Linked DNA regions of Homo sapiens: region 1 is linked to region 2. Evidence: read pairs that join two places in POLR2A ChIA-PET (ENCODE). Cell type or tissue: GM12878. All regions are shown on one strand. Each heading gives the region's core, and the rest is flanking DNA. Links, peaks and the distances in the headings are about the cores only.

What was found. Peaks named below come from ENCODE experiments on the same cell type or tissue, not always from the same donor. Only the 100,000 strongest peaks of a DNase experiment are listed, where the experiment ranks them.
Region 1: POLR2A ChIA-PET joins it to region 2 with 6 read pairs; 11 of 35 experiments call an interaction of 5 or more read pairs at or near these places.

What each region holds. Positions count from the first base shown.
Region 1 is chr1:225,718,158-225,723,157 of GRCh38, forward strand. No RefSeq gene overlaps it. Among named protein-coding and RNA genes, the nearest start is that of SRP9, 57 kb to the right of the region's middle. In GM12878, for the core only: no CTCF peak of the experiment used is centred there; no DNase peak of the experiment used is centred there.
Region 2 is chr1:225,655,149-225,666,520 of GRCh38, forward strand. No RefSeq gene overlaps it. Among named protein-coding and RNA genes, the nearest start is that of ENAH, 7.7 kb to the left of the region's middle. In GM12878, for the core only: no CTCF peak of the experiment used is centred there; a DNase peak (open chromatin) is centred at 5,573.

The DNA.
Region 1 (5,000 bases), core at 1-5,000, 60 kb after region 2:
AAGATATCCCAAAGCAATAAGGAATGCACTGCTGGGAGAGACATAAGAGGGCACCAGTATCACCAGGAGTCTCTAGGCCAGGGCTAATGATCAGACAGAACTAGACTCACGCATGGCAGTGGGGATGATGGGACCCTGAAACAATAGAAGCTGTTAGCCCTCAGTAGCCAGGTGGATGCAATTATCATAATGAGCAGCAAGTTTGGAGTGGCAGCTGGGGGACCCTGATCCTCAGAGAGTTGTGGCGATAGTTACTAGAACATAGCAAAACTAATTGGGCAAAAGGGTTCTGCTCGCTGGGCACAGTGGCTCACGCCTGTAATCCTAGCACTTTGGGAGGCCGAGGCAGGCAGATCACGAGGTCAGGAGATCAAGACCATCCTGGCTAATATGGTGAAACTCCGTCTCTACTAAAAATACCAAAAGTTAGCCGGGCGTGGTGGCAGGCACCCTGTAGTCCCAGCTACTTGGGAGGCTGAGGAGAATGGCATGAACCCGGGAGGTGGAGCTTGCAGTGAGCTGAGATCGCGCCACTGTACTCCAGCCTGGGCGACAGAGTGAGACTCCGTCTCAAAAACAAAACAAAACAAAAGGGTTCTGCTCAATCTGTACAACAAAGAGAAATCAAGAACAGTTGATCAGCAAGCCAAGGGCAGCTGCCCCCAATAAAAAGTCACAATCATTTGCTCAGTTTCCAGACAGGAACTAGTTTTCAGACCCAGAACCCATAGATGAAAAGAGAAGCCAGGTCCCCAGTAAGTACGCTGTCAGATCATGTACACTGATATATATGGTAAGTACCCAGTAAGTACCCTGTCAGATCATGTACACTGATGTACATGGTGGACATTTCCCAGGTTCTTCCCCAAAGGGAACTCTGGCCACTTATTTGGGTAGTCATACTCTGAGAAAAGGGAATACTCTTTTTTTTTTTTTTGAGACGGAATCCCGCTCTGTTGCCCAGGCTGAAGTACAGTGGCATGATCTCGGCTTGCTGCAGCCTCGGCCTCCTGGATTCAAGCGTTTCTCGGGCCTCAGCCTCTTGAGTAGCTGAGATTACAGGAGCCCACCACCACACCAGCTAAATTTTGTAATTTTAGTATAGACAGGGTTTCACCATGTTGGCCAGGCTGGTCTTGAACTCCTGGCCTCGAGTGATCCGCCCTCCTCTGCCTCCCAAAGTGGTGTGAGCCACCGTGCCGGGCCAGGAATACTCTTTTAAACACTGTTAGGTATGAGGTCCTAGTTGAGACCCTGAGACTGGAAACATCATCATGAGACACGTTTAAAGTACACATGGGGGCCAGGTAGTAAATGGAGGCTGGCCTAGGTGTGGCCCACCGTGTGCCCACCAAGTCCACAGATTCACCAAGTGGTCATTTTTCTAGTCCTTGAATATATCATTAGAATGGACTTACCTTGGTTTCTTGGCCTGTGGAATAAGAGCTATTATAATGGGAAGGTCAAGTGGAAGCCTCTGAAACTGCATTTCCGGCACCCTCCTTCCCCCATGAGCCAAGACAGTAAATCAAATTATGCATCCCAGCTGGGGGTGACAGCCATTCATAAAAAAAGTAATGGGGGCTGGGCACAGTGGCTCACGCCTGTAATCCCAGCACTTTGGGAGGCTGAGGCAGACGGATCATGAGGTCAGGAGTTCAAGACCAGCCTGGTCAACACGGTGAAACCTCGTCTCTACTAAAAATCAAAAAATTAGCCAAGCATGGTGGTGGGCGCCTGTAATCCCAGCTACTTGGGAGGCTGAGGCAGCAGAATCACTTGAACTTGGGAGGAGGAAGTTGCAGTGAGCCAAGGTCGAGCCACTATACTTCAGCCTGGATGACGGAGTGAGACTCTGTCTCAAAAAAAAAAAAAAGTAACTGGGAAAGACCCAAGGGATACAAGGTAGGTAGTTTCCACCACATCTCCATTTAATTACCCATCCAAACTGTGAAAGTCAGGCAGATCCTAGAGGATGACAATAGGTTACTGTAGTCAACCAAGCAGTAGTCCTATCTGTAGCTGCTGTGCCAGATGTGATATCTTTGCTAGTGCAAATTAACATATTCTCAGGTACATAATAAGTGGCCACTGAACCGGTGAGTGCGTTCTTTTCCATCCTATCAAAAAGAGGATCAGAACAGTTGATTCACTTGGAACAGACAACATGTACATTTACAGGCCGGGCGCGGTGGCTCACGCCTGTAATCCTAGCACTTTGGAAGGCTGAGACGGACAGATCAGGAGATTGAGTCCATCCTGGCTAACACAGTGAAACCCCATCTCTACTAAAAATACAAAAAAATTAGCCGGGCATGGTGGCAGGCGCCTGTAGTCCCAGCTACTCTGGAGGCTGAGGCAGAAGAATGATGTGAACCTGGGAGGCGGAGCTTGCAGTGAGCCGAGATCACGCCACTGCACTCCAGCCTGGGTGACAGAGCGAGACTCTGTCTCAAAAAAAAAAAAAAAAAAAAAGTACATTTACAGTCTTGCCCCAGGGCTGTGTTAATGCTCCTGCTCGTGGCATAATATAGTCCTGAGAGACACGGGCTGGCTGGATACTGATGACATCATGCTAATCGAACCAGCTAAGCGAGAATTCACTAGTGCATCAGAGACCTCTGTAACATGCATTCCAGAGCGTAGGAGAAAAACCCTATGTTAGACATCAGAGGTCTAACATCTCAGTGACATTTTTAGAGGTCCAGGGGCCTGGGACATGCTGAGACTACTCCTCAAGGGAAAGAATACATTATTGGATCTTGTACTTCCCATCACAAAGTAGGAAGCCTAATACCTAGTAGGCCTCTTTGAGTTCCAGAGGCAACATATTCCAAAAATGGGACTATCGCTTTAACTCGTACTCCAGATGACATGAAAGCCTGTCAATTTTAAGTGGGGCCAAGAGCAGGAAAGGGCCCCGTAGCATGTCCAGGCTACAATGCAATCAGTCCTGCTGCTTCGGCCAGATGATCCAGCAGACTCTATGTTATTAGAGGTATCAGTGTTGGAAATTTATGACAAGTCCCAGAGGGAGAATCATAGTGCAGATTTGCAAGGTTCTGGAACAAGGCTATGCTATCTGTAACAGAGAATTAAATGCCTTTCTAGAAAGCTCCTGGAATGCTATTAGGCCCTGTTAGAGACAGAGCACCTGACCATTGGACACCAAGTAACTAGGCAGCCATAAGTGCTCAACATGAGCTGGGTTCTATCAGAGCCATGGAGTCATAAGGTGAGGGAGGCCCAATCCCAGCAGAAGTCCATCATAAGGCAGAAATGGTATATCCAGGATCAAACAGGTGCAGGCTGAACAGCACATGTGATCTGCATGAGCTAGTAGCCCAGACACACAAGCCACTCATCACTGTTATACCAGCATCTCTCTCAGCTCACACCTATGGTTCCATGTGGATCCCTGATTGTGATTAGTTAACAGAGAAGAAAAAAACTGAGTGTGGTTGATGGATGAGTTGGTTCGATACATGGGTACGAACTGAAAATGGGTGATGGCTGCACTACAGTGCCATTCAGGGATGACCTTGAAAGACAATGGTGAGCAGAAATATTCTCAATGGGCAGTGAATCTGTCATCAGGTTTATATGCAAAAACAAATGGCTTGGGTTTAGAACAAACTAGGACTCATGGGTAGTGATAATGGCTTGGTCAATGGCGTTCAAAGAGAAAGATATGAAGATCGGGACAAAGAAGTATGTGGTAGAGGCACTTGGATGACATGTAGGAGTGGACGCGCAGTGCGAAGATCATTGATTAGCATGTTAGTGCCTATGCAACAGCACTCACAACACATGCGTGGAGCAGCCATGGTGGAAGGGATGGAGGCTAGACATGGGCCCAATAGCAGAGGCTCACCAAGGTCGCACTAGCTCCTGCTACTACATGTCCAATCTGCCAGCAATAGTTACCAGCACTGAGTCCTTTCTTTGGTATCATCCCTTGAGGGGACTGACCAGCCACCTTGCAAGGAGTAGCAATTAACTTAGACAGAAATAGACATTCTGGGGATGGTTTCGGCTTTCCTCCATACAGTGTCTCAACCAGCACCACTATCCCAAGGCTTATAGAGTGTTGAATCCACCAGCACGGGATCCTACATAGCATTGCATTAGACCAACAGACCCACTTTACAACAAAGGAGGTGCAAGAGTAGGTCCATGCCCATCATATCACATATTGAAACCAACTCAATAGTCCCACAGTTTTTTGGATAAACCACCAGAATTGATGCTTCTGGTCTTAAAGCTTGAACCTTATATTTGTTTTATCTGCATTCCTTCTTCAGGAAGCAATCTTCAGGCCTCTCAAAAAACTATCAGGCCGGGCACAGTGGCTCACGCCTGTAATCCCAGCACTTTGGGAGGCCGATGCGGGCAGATCATGAGGTCAGGAGTTTGAGACCAGCCTGACCAAAATGGTGAAACCCCGTCTCTACTAAAAATACAAAAATTAGCTGGACATGGTGGTGTGCGCCTGTAATCCCAGCTACTCAGGAGGCTGAGGCAGGAGAATTTCTTGAACCCGGGAGGTGGAGGTTGCAGTGAGCCAAGATCACACCATTGCACACTCCAGCCTGGGCAACAGAGCAAGACTCTTGTCTCAAAGGAAAAAAAAAAAAAAACTATCAAAGAACTGAAATTCAGCCAAGCGCAGTAGCTCACGTCTGTAATCCTAGCACTTTGGGAGGCTGAGGCAGGAGGACTGGGGTCAGGAGTTCGAAACCAGCCTGGCCTACATGGTGAAACCCTGTCTCTACTAAAAATACAAAAAAATGGCCAGGTACAGTGGCTCATGTCTGTAATCCCAGCACTTTGGGAGGCCGAGGCAGGCTGATCACAAGGTCAGGGGTTCAAATACAAAACAAATTGGCCAAGCGTGGTGGTGGGCCCCTGTAATCCCAGCTACTCAGGAGACTGAGAAGGAGAATTGCTTGAACCCAGGAGGCAGAGGTTGCAGGGAGCCGAGATGGCGCCACTGCACT
Region 2 (11,372 bases), core at 3,355-8,354:
CATATCTAATTACAGCTTACCATTACAGAGGGCATTTTATTCAAGGATCTCCAACCACTGGAGAGAAAACAAACTTGCCAGTCAAATGTTCTAGTTGCCATATTGCAAGTAGAGACAGGGAAACATAGAGCTCAAGTAACTGGATCAATTAGTGCAACAGGCATGATTAAAAATCATAGCTACCAACTATGAGGGTCATTGTCTTACGTAAGTTTCTCCCTGTAGTTTGAAACACATACCTCAAGTATTTGAACATGTGCTGTGGAGAGTTTTTTCTTGGAAAAATTAAGACATATTGAACCATCTTGGAAAAGTATTAATAAAACATATTCGACCACAGAGAAGTCACACCAATTTGCCTTAGTCCATTCATAGCAATACAGTAAATCCGACAGAGCTTATGTTTCAGGGAAAACTCTTACAAAGGGCCAAAAGGGGTGGAGAGAGTGCTGTAATGACTCAAGCTATCTCCTGCCAGACACAAGAAACAAGGATAAAAATTCCTTACAGATGACTCCATAACCTACTTCTCATTTGTGAAAGTTAATCCATCCTGCGCTAAATAAGTGATATATCACATCATCTTTATTCTAACAGCAAATGTTCCAATGGTATGGGCACCAAATTAAGCAATCCAAGTGGAAAATGCTGTTCTTATTTTCTATGTTTATTAAAAATGTACCAGCCAAGAATTTTGGCTGCCTACAACCATTTCCATCCTTTTGGATGGCAGCCTGCCAGCTCACAAGTTGGTCATAGCATTCATTGCCTTTTGGATTTAGATATTGCAATGGGTGGCCTGACCCCCAAAGGTCATTCTGTGGAAGGGCAATTTGTTGGCTGTGACAAAATGTTATTGCTTCTTGTTCATATTTGGTTTAACATTCAAAGAGTGCAAAGCGATACTTGAGGTAGGAAGTCACAGACTAATTCTGGTCACAAAGGAAATGCTGTGGAATGTGTTACCATATAGAATAAAAGAATTTTAGAGATGGAAGGAATCTTCGGTCCAGCCCACTCATTTTTCAGAAAAGAAATGTGAGACCCAGAGAGGTTAAGTAACTTGCCCACAACTTAAACTCAGGATTTCCAAATCTTGGTCCATTGTTCCTTCGACTATATCAAACTACCTTCTTATGGGATGAGAGTGCACTAAGGCAATAAAAATTAAAGCTGATTCTCTTCTCATAAACTCTGCTTAAAAATTAGGTCTGGGCCTGGCATGATGGCTCAGGTTTGTAAACCCAGCACTTTGGGAGGCTGAGGCAGCAGATCACTTGAGCCCAGGAGTTCAAGACCAGCCTGGGCAACATGGCAAGACCCCATTTCTACAAAATTTTTAAAAAATTAGCCAGGTAGCCAGGTACGGTGGCTCATACCTGTAATCCCAGCACTTTGGGAGGCTGAGGCAGGCGGATCACTAGGTCAGGAGTTTGAGACCAGCCTGGCCAACATGGTGAAACCCCATCTATATTAAAAATACAAAAAATTAGCCAGGTGTGGTGGCAGGTGCCTGTAATCCCAGCTACTCCAGAGGCTGAGGCAGGAGATTCACTTGAACCCGGGAGGCAGAGGTTGCAGTGAGCCGAGATTGTGCCACTGTACTCCAGCCTGGGAGGCAGAGGTTGCAGTGAGCTGAGATTGTGCCACTGTACTCCAGCCTGGGAGACAGAGCGAGACTCCGTCTCAAAGAAAAAAAATATGAGCCAGGTATTGTAGCACGCCCCTGTGGTCTCAGCTGCTCAGGAGGCTGAGGCAAGAAGATTGTTTGAGCCCAGGGATTCGAGGCTGCAGTGAGCTATGATCCAGCCACTGCACTCCAGCCTGAGAGACAGAACCTGTCTCTAAACAATTAAAATTAAAAACTAAAAATTAGCTGAGATTGTGTTGGCTTGGCTGAATAGTGGAAATCATTTGAACTCTTCTCTCATAAGGGTTGCTGGCCCAAGGCCCAATGGCTGGCCCATCATGTAGGCACCTAGGTATTTAAAAGGTGAATGAATAAATGAGTGAATGACTTCTCTAATTAAAAACTATTCATCAAAAGAAATATACTCTGTTGTTAACATCAAGTATATAGACCTCAACTTTCTCTTAGATAAACTTTTACCCATGCTTTTTTTTTTTTTCGACCGACTCTTGCTCTGTTGCCCAGGCTGGAGTGCAGTGGTGAGAGCCCTGCTCACTGCAGCCTCCTCCCAGGTTCGAGGGGTTCTCCTGCCTTAGCCTCCCCAGTAGCTGGGATTACAGGCGCCCGCCACCACACCCAGCTAATTTTCATATTTTTAGTAGAGACAGGTTTTAACATGTTGGCCAGGCAGGTCTCTAACCCCTCACCTCAGGTGATCTACCCGCTACGGCCTCCCAAAGTGCTGGAATTACAGGCATGGGCCACCGCGCCCAGCCACCCCTGCTTAATATCACAGTAGGAGGCCTGCTCCAAGCCCTAGGTGTACAGTACAGAGCCATCACATTGGCCTATACATTTGTTAGCAGTGTGTACTCAGAAAAGGAAATAAAATTTGCTCCTGTTGAAGATGAGTTTGCTGCAGGAGTGTTGTCAGTCTGGCTCTGAGGGTTCACTTGGAACATGCCTTGTTTAAATTCATCTGATAGCATCAGTGTAGGCTTGTCCTCCATTTATGGGCATGAGGAGGATGCGTGACTAATGCTACTCAGCAGTTAGGAAATCAATGCTAAGGATTGTAGGCACGGTCTCCCCCATCACCCAAAAAAAAGGCTCTCCCTCGAAAAATTAAGTTACTTTACAGATGGGTGAGGAAGAGAAGGTAGTTTGGAGTGAACTTGATTGTACACTTTCTGCTTATACCTAACAGTATTTTGTTTTCTTTTGTGGCAGTTAGTTCACAGTGTAATTTTTGTTTGTGTCCCCAAGAATGGAAAAAAAAATAACGTAGAACATGATATTCCAGTAGGATTCAAGATATTTTTATTTCTCATCTTTCAGCTTTAGCTGCCCATATATAATGTCAGCTCTAAAATATTATCAGGAGACACAGACATTAGAGGAAACTATTTGCCTCTCTGCCTTTTGCATTTTTCTTCCATTTGTCATTTTTCTCCCTTCCAAATTAGGATTTATTCAGTTAATTTCATTTCGTCTTCCCCAGAGTCTCTTTCTTTTCTTAGCTCTACAGTGTTTAGATTTGGCAGAAGATTCCCATAGCCTGAATGGTTTTGGAGTAACATTAGTCTATAGAGGCCATATTCTATAAAATGCAATGCATTTTTTCCCACAAAATTCAGCTATGGCCACCATTTAAAGAATATGGCAGGTGGTCCCCATATCTAGATAACAATCAAATTATAGTGCTTTAGAAATTGGATTGAAAATAAGTGTCGAGCCTGGTGCAGTGGCTCATGCTTGTAATCTTGGCCCTTTGGAAGGCTGAGGCAGGAGGATCACTTGAGCCCAGGAGTTCGAGACCAGGCTGGGCAATATAGTGAGACTCTATCTCTCTAAAAAATAAAATTCTAGCTAGGCATGGTGGCATGCACCTGTAGACCCAACTACATAGGAAGCTGAGGGTGGAGGATGGCTTGAGCCAGGAGGTTGAGGCTGCAGTGAGCCATAATCACACCACTGCACTCCAGCCTGGGTGACAGAGCAAAACCCTGTCCCAAAAAATAAAAAGAAAATAGAAAAGAACCATCACCATCCGGGCGCGGTGGCTCACACTTGTAATCCCAGCACTTTAGGAGGCCAAGGCAGTCAGACCACCTAAGGTCGGGAGTTCGAGACCTGCCTGATCAACATGGAGAAACCCTGTCTCTACTAAAAATACAAAAATATTAGCTGGGAGTGGTGGCGCATGCCTGTAATCCCAGCTACTTGGGAGGCTGAGGCAGGAGAATCGCTTGAACCTGGGAGGCAGAGGTTACGGTGAGCTGAGGCCGTGCCATTGCACTCCAGCCTGGGCAACAAGAGCAAAAGTTCGTCAAGAAAGAAAGAAGGAGAGAGAGAGAGAGAGGGAGGGAGAGAGAGAGAGAGAGAGAAAGAGAAAGAAAGAAAGAAAGAAAGAAAGAAAGAAAGAAAGGAAAGAAAGAAGAAAGAAAGAAAGAGAAACGATCATCATAATCTAATTCTGAACTCTTAGCCCCTATTTTATAAAATCTAGCTGGTAGCTAGGTAAAAAAAAAATTGGTACCCTCTTTCTCGCATTGAAGTGATTTATTGTAATAAAACTAGAATACCACTCAATTTTCACAGACAATACGATCAGGTGACAACTGACCTTAGAGTATTTCCTCAAAGGAGATCAGAAAAAATGTTATTAAATAAAAGATTATTTTCTGGCTAATTACAGTACAGAAGAAAGATATTACCACTAGGATGTATCCTAAACAAGCTGTCTAAAATTAATTCACAGGCCGGGTGCGGTGGCTCACACCTGTAATCCCAGCACTTTGAGAGGCTGAGGTGGGCAGATCACGAGGTCAGGAGATTGAGACCATCCTGGCCAATGTGGTGAAACCCCATCTCTATTAAGAATACAAAAATTAGCTGAGCATGGTGGCGTACGCCTGTAGTCCCAGCTACTCGGGAAGCTGAGGCAGGAGAATCGCTTAAACCTGGGAGGGGGAGGTTGCAGTGAGCCGAGATCGTGCCATTGCACTCCAGCCTGGGCAACAGAGTGAGACTCTGCCTCAAAAAAAAAAAAAAAAAAAAAAAAAAAAGAAAAATTCACACTGCTTAACACCACACTTTTATCCCACCTTTAGGTAAGTTTCAAAGCTCATTAAAAATCTCAGTTATCTTTCTCTTTGAAACGGTTGCTAAGCCTGGTGACCTGGCCAAATTCTACTTTGAGAAATTACCTTCAAATGTTCATTTTCTTGGGTTTAATGTCCAAATTCAGCCTCTAGTCAAGTCTTTCTAAAATTGAAAGGCAGGAAATAATCAGATAAATAATGTCATTATGTGTCATTAGTTATAATACTTTCATTTGGCCTCCAAACATTCTAATACCCTTAACTCACTTATCATGAGTACCGACTTTTAATGAAGTAAAATGTTGATATTGTACTCATTTTGTATATGAAGCTGTTGGGTTCTTTGATCAAAGTAGCCAGTGATTGAATACTCTATTTGGTAGCAAATGAATTGAACTGCAAATCAATAATTAAAGCCATTGAGGGAAAAATTTAAATTTAGCCTCTTATTTCAGGCCCCTCTCTGTGGGAATACCTACCTTAGATGGAGTCTGACACAAACAAGCTTTATATTTAAGAAAAATAATGTTATTTGAGTGGCAGGAATGTAAGAGATGAATGTAGCTAAGTGATTGGTTGACCAATAGTCATATTTACTCACCTGCTAGGCACTTACTTATATTAACTCCATTAATCTTCACAATATTCCTATGAAGTGGGTATCATTATAGTCATGCCTGCTATACAACTCATGAAAGTGAGGCACAGAAAGGTTAAGAGACTTGCCCGAAGTCACACAGCTAGTAAATGAGAAGGCCAGAAAGGCCAGTTTCATAGCCCACACTCTTAACCTCTGCACCACAGGATCTCTTCTATTTCACTTTACTTCCTCTGATTAAAAAAAGAAAAGAAAAAAAAGCCTCAAGGCCCACTTAGGAAATGGAAGGTAAAAATAAAACAAACAAAATACTCTCAATTCCTTAACTTCCTCATTCTGCCACTAGAAACTACAGAGATATCCTATCTGGTAAATCATGACACTTCTATCTCCCAAGCAATAAATAAGGCCTTCCCTTAGGCACAGATTTGATTCCTAGTGCTTAGGCTTGTGGCTTTGTGCACTGTAGGGGCTCAATAAATGAGTTAAATGAGCCTCCAAATTACAACTCCAAATTAATGTTAGGACTTCATTTCCAGAACAGTAATGCTACTAGAGAAGTAGCCAGTAGCCATTCATTCACTCACCACTCCTTCAACTTAGATATTTCAGGCATACAACTAGTGGAGGTTTTATAAAGCTTATAGGGATAGAGTTACTTAAACCAACTCAGTAAACAAAAAACTCATAGAAATGCTAACAGTTTTTGTTGAACACAGGGTGATAAACAAAATAAAGCCAAGCCTGTGCGTGTGTGTGTGTGTGTGTGTTGTCTCTTGTGTTTTTGTATTTTTTTTAAAAAAACTGCCTATATTTAATGTATACAATTTGCTGAGTTTGGATATATGCATATACTTGTAAGCCAATGTTTTTGTTTTTGTTTTTTGGGGGTTTTTTTTGAGACGGAGTGTCACTCTGTTGCCCAGGCTGGAGTGCAGTGGCGCGATCTCGGCTCACTGCAAGCTCTGCCTCCCGCATTCACGCCATTCTCCTGCCTCAGCCTCCCGAGCAGCTGGGACTACAGGCGCCCGCCACCACGCCTGGCTAATTTTTTGTATTTTTAGTAAAGACGGGTTTTCACCGTGTTAGCCAGGATGATCTCAATCTCCTGACCTCGTGATCCACTCACCTCGGCCTCCCAAAATGCTGGGATTACAGGCATGAGCCACCGCACCCGGCGCCAGTGTGTTTTTAAAGGTGTTCTGAGAATGTCTAGCATTCTTTTTATTAACGTTCTAATTAGATTCAGAGAGTAGCTAAGGGATACTGTACCCCAAAAGTAACCTGATGCTATATTTAGCTTTGGTTGTCTGCAAAGCAATTTGCCATAAAAGTCTTACTCTAGGATGAGATGTACCAAAATCTTTGACAATAACTCATCTATTTCTTCATTTATATTCTTGTGAAAAACTTTTTTTTAGGACTTGCTCATTTAAAATTTATCACCAATGAGGGTGCTTATATTTCAGGGAAAGGCCCTGAATAGAAAACCACTATCCTAGCTTCCCATTCAGGTTTTCTTGTCTAACTCAGGTGGCATTTTATATCTGTCAACATCTCATAATTAGTCTTTAAATAGCTCCTGTTTTGTGTGTTTTTTTGTAATGTTCACTGAGGAACTCATTGTACTTGATTTTATTCAGTGTCTCTCACTTGCAAATAATATTTCCCTTCAAAAGTTCACAGTCTGGTCTTTTCCTTCTTATTTTTCACTTTATTTTCTCTCCTCCTACTAGTGAGATGGTGATTCTTGATTTGCTTTATTTGAGTTATTTATATCTTCCGGCCTCTGTTTAATATCAAGTCTGGCGTGGCATTCTTTTCCTACTGAATGATGCCCAAATTAAGTTAAGAAGCAATTCCTAAGAAAGCTGGCCTGTGATTCTTCATGGTCTTCTGGTATCCCAAGCACTGGACAGTCTGTTTAATTTTGAAAGTTGATGTAACTAGCTAAGTTAATAGTTTATGTCAGGTTTGATTCAAGAGTTGCTTTCCAGAGTAACTCTGTTCCAAAACTAGATGAGGAGATAGAATAGGGAAGGAAGAATTAAAGCAGTCTAGGTAGAGGTGGCTCACACCTGTAATCCCAGCACTTTGGGAGGCTAAGGCGGGCAATTGCTTGAGTCCAGGAGTTCAAGACCAGCCTGGGCAACATTGAAAAACCTTGCCTCTACCAAAAATACAAAAATTAGCCGGGCTTGGTGGTGCATGCCTTGTAGATCCAGCTACTTAGGAGGCTGAGGTGGGAGGATGGCTTGAGCCCAGGAGGCAGAGGTTTCAGTGAGCTGAGATCATGCCACTGCACACCAACCTGGGCTACAGGGCCAGATCGTGTCTCAATAAATAAATAAATAAAGTTAATGAGGCAATTTGCTCTCTTGGTTAAGTTCTATTCATTTGGCATCAACCAATAGAATATAAGGCCCTTCATGGTAGCAGGTACCTGTTATCCCAGCTACTCAGGAGGCTGAGGCAGAAGAATCGCTTGAATCCGGGAGGCAGAGGTTGCAGTGAGCTGAGATGGGCCGCTGCACTCCAGCCTGGGCAACAGAGCTAGACTCTGTCTCAAAAAAAAAAAAAAAAAAAAAAAAAAAAAAAAGACTATAAGGCCCTTAACTGGCTCTCAATGATGGGGCTCCAAGAGAGAACAGTCAGTGGAGTATAATAACAAGGGGTCCTGATGCCAACTTAACTACTCCCACCATTAGCATCACCCGCATCAAAGAAAAAGAGCTTTTCTGCTTTTACCTTCTATCCGGTCTTTTTGTTAGGATTCTGGTTGCTGGTGATAGAAATCCAATTCAAAGTAGCTTAATGTTACTGTATATTTTCAGTATGCTCTTCCGGCTAGCTAGATCCAGGGGCTCAAACAATGGCATCCTCTCCATCTCTTAGTTCTGCCTATCTTTGCCTTTCTTTGTGTTTTGACCTATTTTCTCCTCCTATATATAGTCCCAACTTCACTTTCTACCAGTACTGTGATCCCAAAGCTGGACAATCTGTCCAAGTAGCAAGGTCTCTCTGATTGGACCAGGAGTCACATGGTCATCCTGAACCACTGGCTGCAACCAGGGTGAAGAGGTTCTCTTATTGGCCAGAACCAAATCATGGGCCCACCCTTGGTCAGGAAGACAGCTCTCTTACTTCAAGGGGTAGGACATAAAATAGTATATTGGGCAACCAAATCCACAACTACTCAAAGAGCCTCCAGCTAGGGAGCGTGGGTTTAACTAAACAAGAACAACATTCTTGAGTGGGGTAGGAGGAATGGGTGAGGGAATGATTTTTCTTTGGTGGTGGCAGTCAATTTATAAAGAACAGATACCTGGCCGGGCCAGGTGGTTCACGCCTGTGTAATCCCAACTCTTTGGGAGGCCACGGCGGGCAGATCTCCTGAGGTCAGGAGTTCGAGACCAGCCTGACCAACATGGTGAAACGCCGTCTCTACTAAAAATACTAAAATTAGCCGGGTGTGGTGGCACATGCCTATAGTCCCAGCTACTCGGAAGGCTGAGGCAGGAGAATCGCCTGAACCCAGGAGATGAAAGTTGCAGTGAGCGGAGATCGCACCACTGCACTCCAGCCTGGGAGACAGAGCAAGACTCTGTCTCAAAAAACAAACAGACTGGGCATGGTGGCTCACGCCTGTAATCCCAGCATTTTGGGAGGCTGAGGAGGGCGGATCACACGGTCAGGAGATGGAGACCATCCCATACTGTCTAACATAGTGAAACCCCATCTCTACTAAAAATACAAAAAAATTAGCTGGCTGTGGTGGCGGGCACCTGTAGTCTCAACTACTTGGGAAGCTGAGGCAGGAAAATCACTTGAACCCGGGAGGTGGAGATTGCAGTGGGCTGAGATCATGCCACTGCACTCCAGCCTGGGCAACAGAGCGAGACTCTGTCTCAAAAACAAACAAACAAACCCAGAAAGCAGAAACCTCTGAGGGTAATATTTCCACAGGTTCAAACACAGCCATAGGTGCTTCCACAGATGCCCTGGGCTCCTTTGAAGTTAAGCTTGTGCCAACAGCCTGCTCACCTCAACAGAATGATAGACCAGAGTAATAGAGGGTGCAGCACCACAAAGTCCCTGGATCTCCCTCATTTTCTTCCTTCCTTTATCCTTCCCTCCTTCTTAACTGTGGCAGATTTTTTACAAAAATTGTCACAATCATTACGCTGTCAATATCCATGCTTTTGGTTGGCCTCTCCCTCACTAACCCTGAGCTCGGCCCTGTGACTTGCTTTGGACAGTGGTACAATAGCAAATGTGACACAAGCAGAGACTTGTAAAGGGCTTTTTGCATCAGGGCCCACCCTTTCTTGCTGCTCTCTGGAAACCTATGATGGCCATGTGAAGAAGCCTGGACGGGTTTATTGAAGAATGAGAGACTTCATGGAGTAGAATCAAGTTGCTCAAGCTGAGGCCCTGGACCAGTGGCCTGCCAACTGAAAGACTGTGCATGAGACCGTTCTAGACCATCCAGCCCCAGGTGAGCTCATCTAGACCAAAATAACTGCCCAGTCAACCCACTGTTTTAAGGCCACTAAAGTTGTGGAGTAGTTTGTTTTACAATAAAAGCTAACTGATAGACCCATTCTCTTCTTCAACAACTTCCCATAAGTCCTTGAATAGAGCAATGGCTCCTGCACTGAGAGAAGTATCTGTGGTTGAAGCTCTTGCTCCAACTGAAAGATGTTCACTTTCAGCTGGGTGTGGTGGCTCACACCTGTAATCCCAGCACTTTGGGAGGCCGAGGCAGGCAGATCACCTGAGATCGGGAGTTCGAGACTAGCCTGACCAACATGAAGAAACACCGTCTCTACAAAAATACAAAATTAGCTGGGTGTGGTGGTGCATGCCTGTAATCCCAGCTACTTGGGAGGCTGAGGCAGGAGAATCGCTTGAACCCGGGAGGTGGAGTTTGCAGTGAGCCGAGATCACACCATTGCACTCCAGCCTGGGCAACAGGAGTGAAACTCTGTCTCAAAATGAAAAGAAAAAAAGAAAAATATTCACTTTTGCCCAAGATCGCATATCCAGGCATATTCTTAAGACATCGCAGAGTCCATGAGCCTTGATGTACCACAACTACTCACCACTGGTTCGTTGGCTGATATTCTTTGGAGTTCTTCCTCCAGAAGGGGGCAGGAAATCCAAGATGGGAAGGATGAGAATAATAAAAAGTTGGAACCTCTGAGGGCACCAGATTACAAGCAGTTAAGGCAGGAGTCATTATTTATTATTTATTTATTTATTTATTTTATTTATTTATTTTGAGACAGAATCTCTCTCTGTCACCCAGGCATCATGCAGTGGCGTAATCTCAGCTCACCGCAACCTCTGCCTCCCAGGTTCAAGCGATTCTCCTGCCTCAGCCTCCTGAGTTGCTGGAACTACAGGCATGCACCACCACGCCCAGCTAATTTTTGTATTTTTAGTAGAGACAGGGTTTCACCACGTTGGACAGGCTGGTCTTGAATTCCTGACCTCATGATCCGCCCCCCTCGGCCTACTAAAATGCTGGGATTACAGGCCTGAGCCACCGCGCCCGACCCTATTTATTTATTTTTGAGACAGGGTCTCACTCTGTCGCCCAGGTTGAAGGCAGGAGTTCTTGAGGCCATGAGCAAGAGCTGTAACTTGATATCAGATGATCTAGATTCTTATTTCCCTCTCTGCTTATTTTCCAGAAATCTTTGGTAAAGTCTTGTTGGAATGTTCCAAATTGCTCTCAGCTGGTCCACAAGGTAGTAAAGGAAAAGTCTTTGTCCATGCTCAAGTTCAAGTTTCTAAGGAGAACAGCACCCCTCTCATGCTGTCAGGTTGATGGCAGAGGAAGATACTCTCTCTAGTCCACCTAATAAATTGCTTAGGAATAAACACTTAGGAATCAGCTCCTACTCAGGTATGCTTGGCAGAGTTCTCGGTGAGAGTCCATTGTCTATATGTCATGGCTAAGGAGGCGGGCATGAGTTGGGATAAAACTCATGTTTCTTTCCAATTTGAAAAAGACACTGAGGTCATCCCTCAG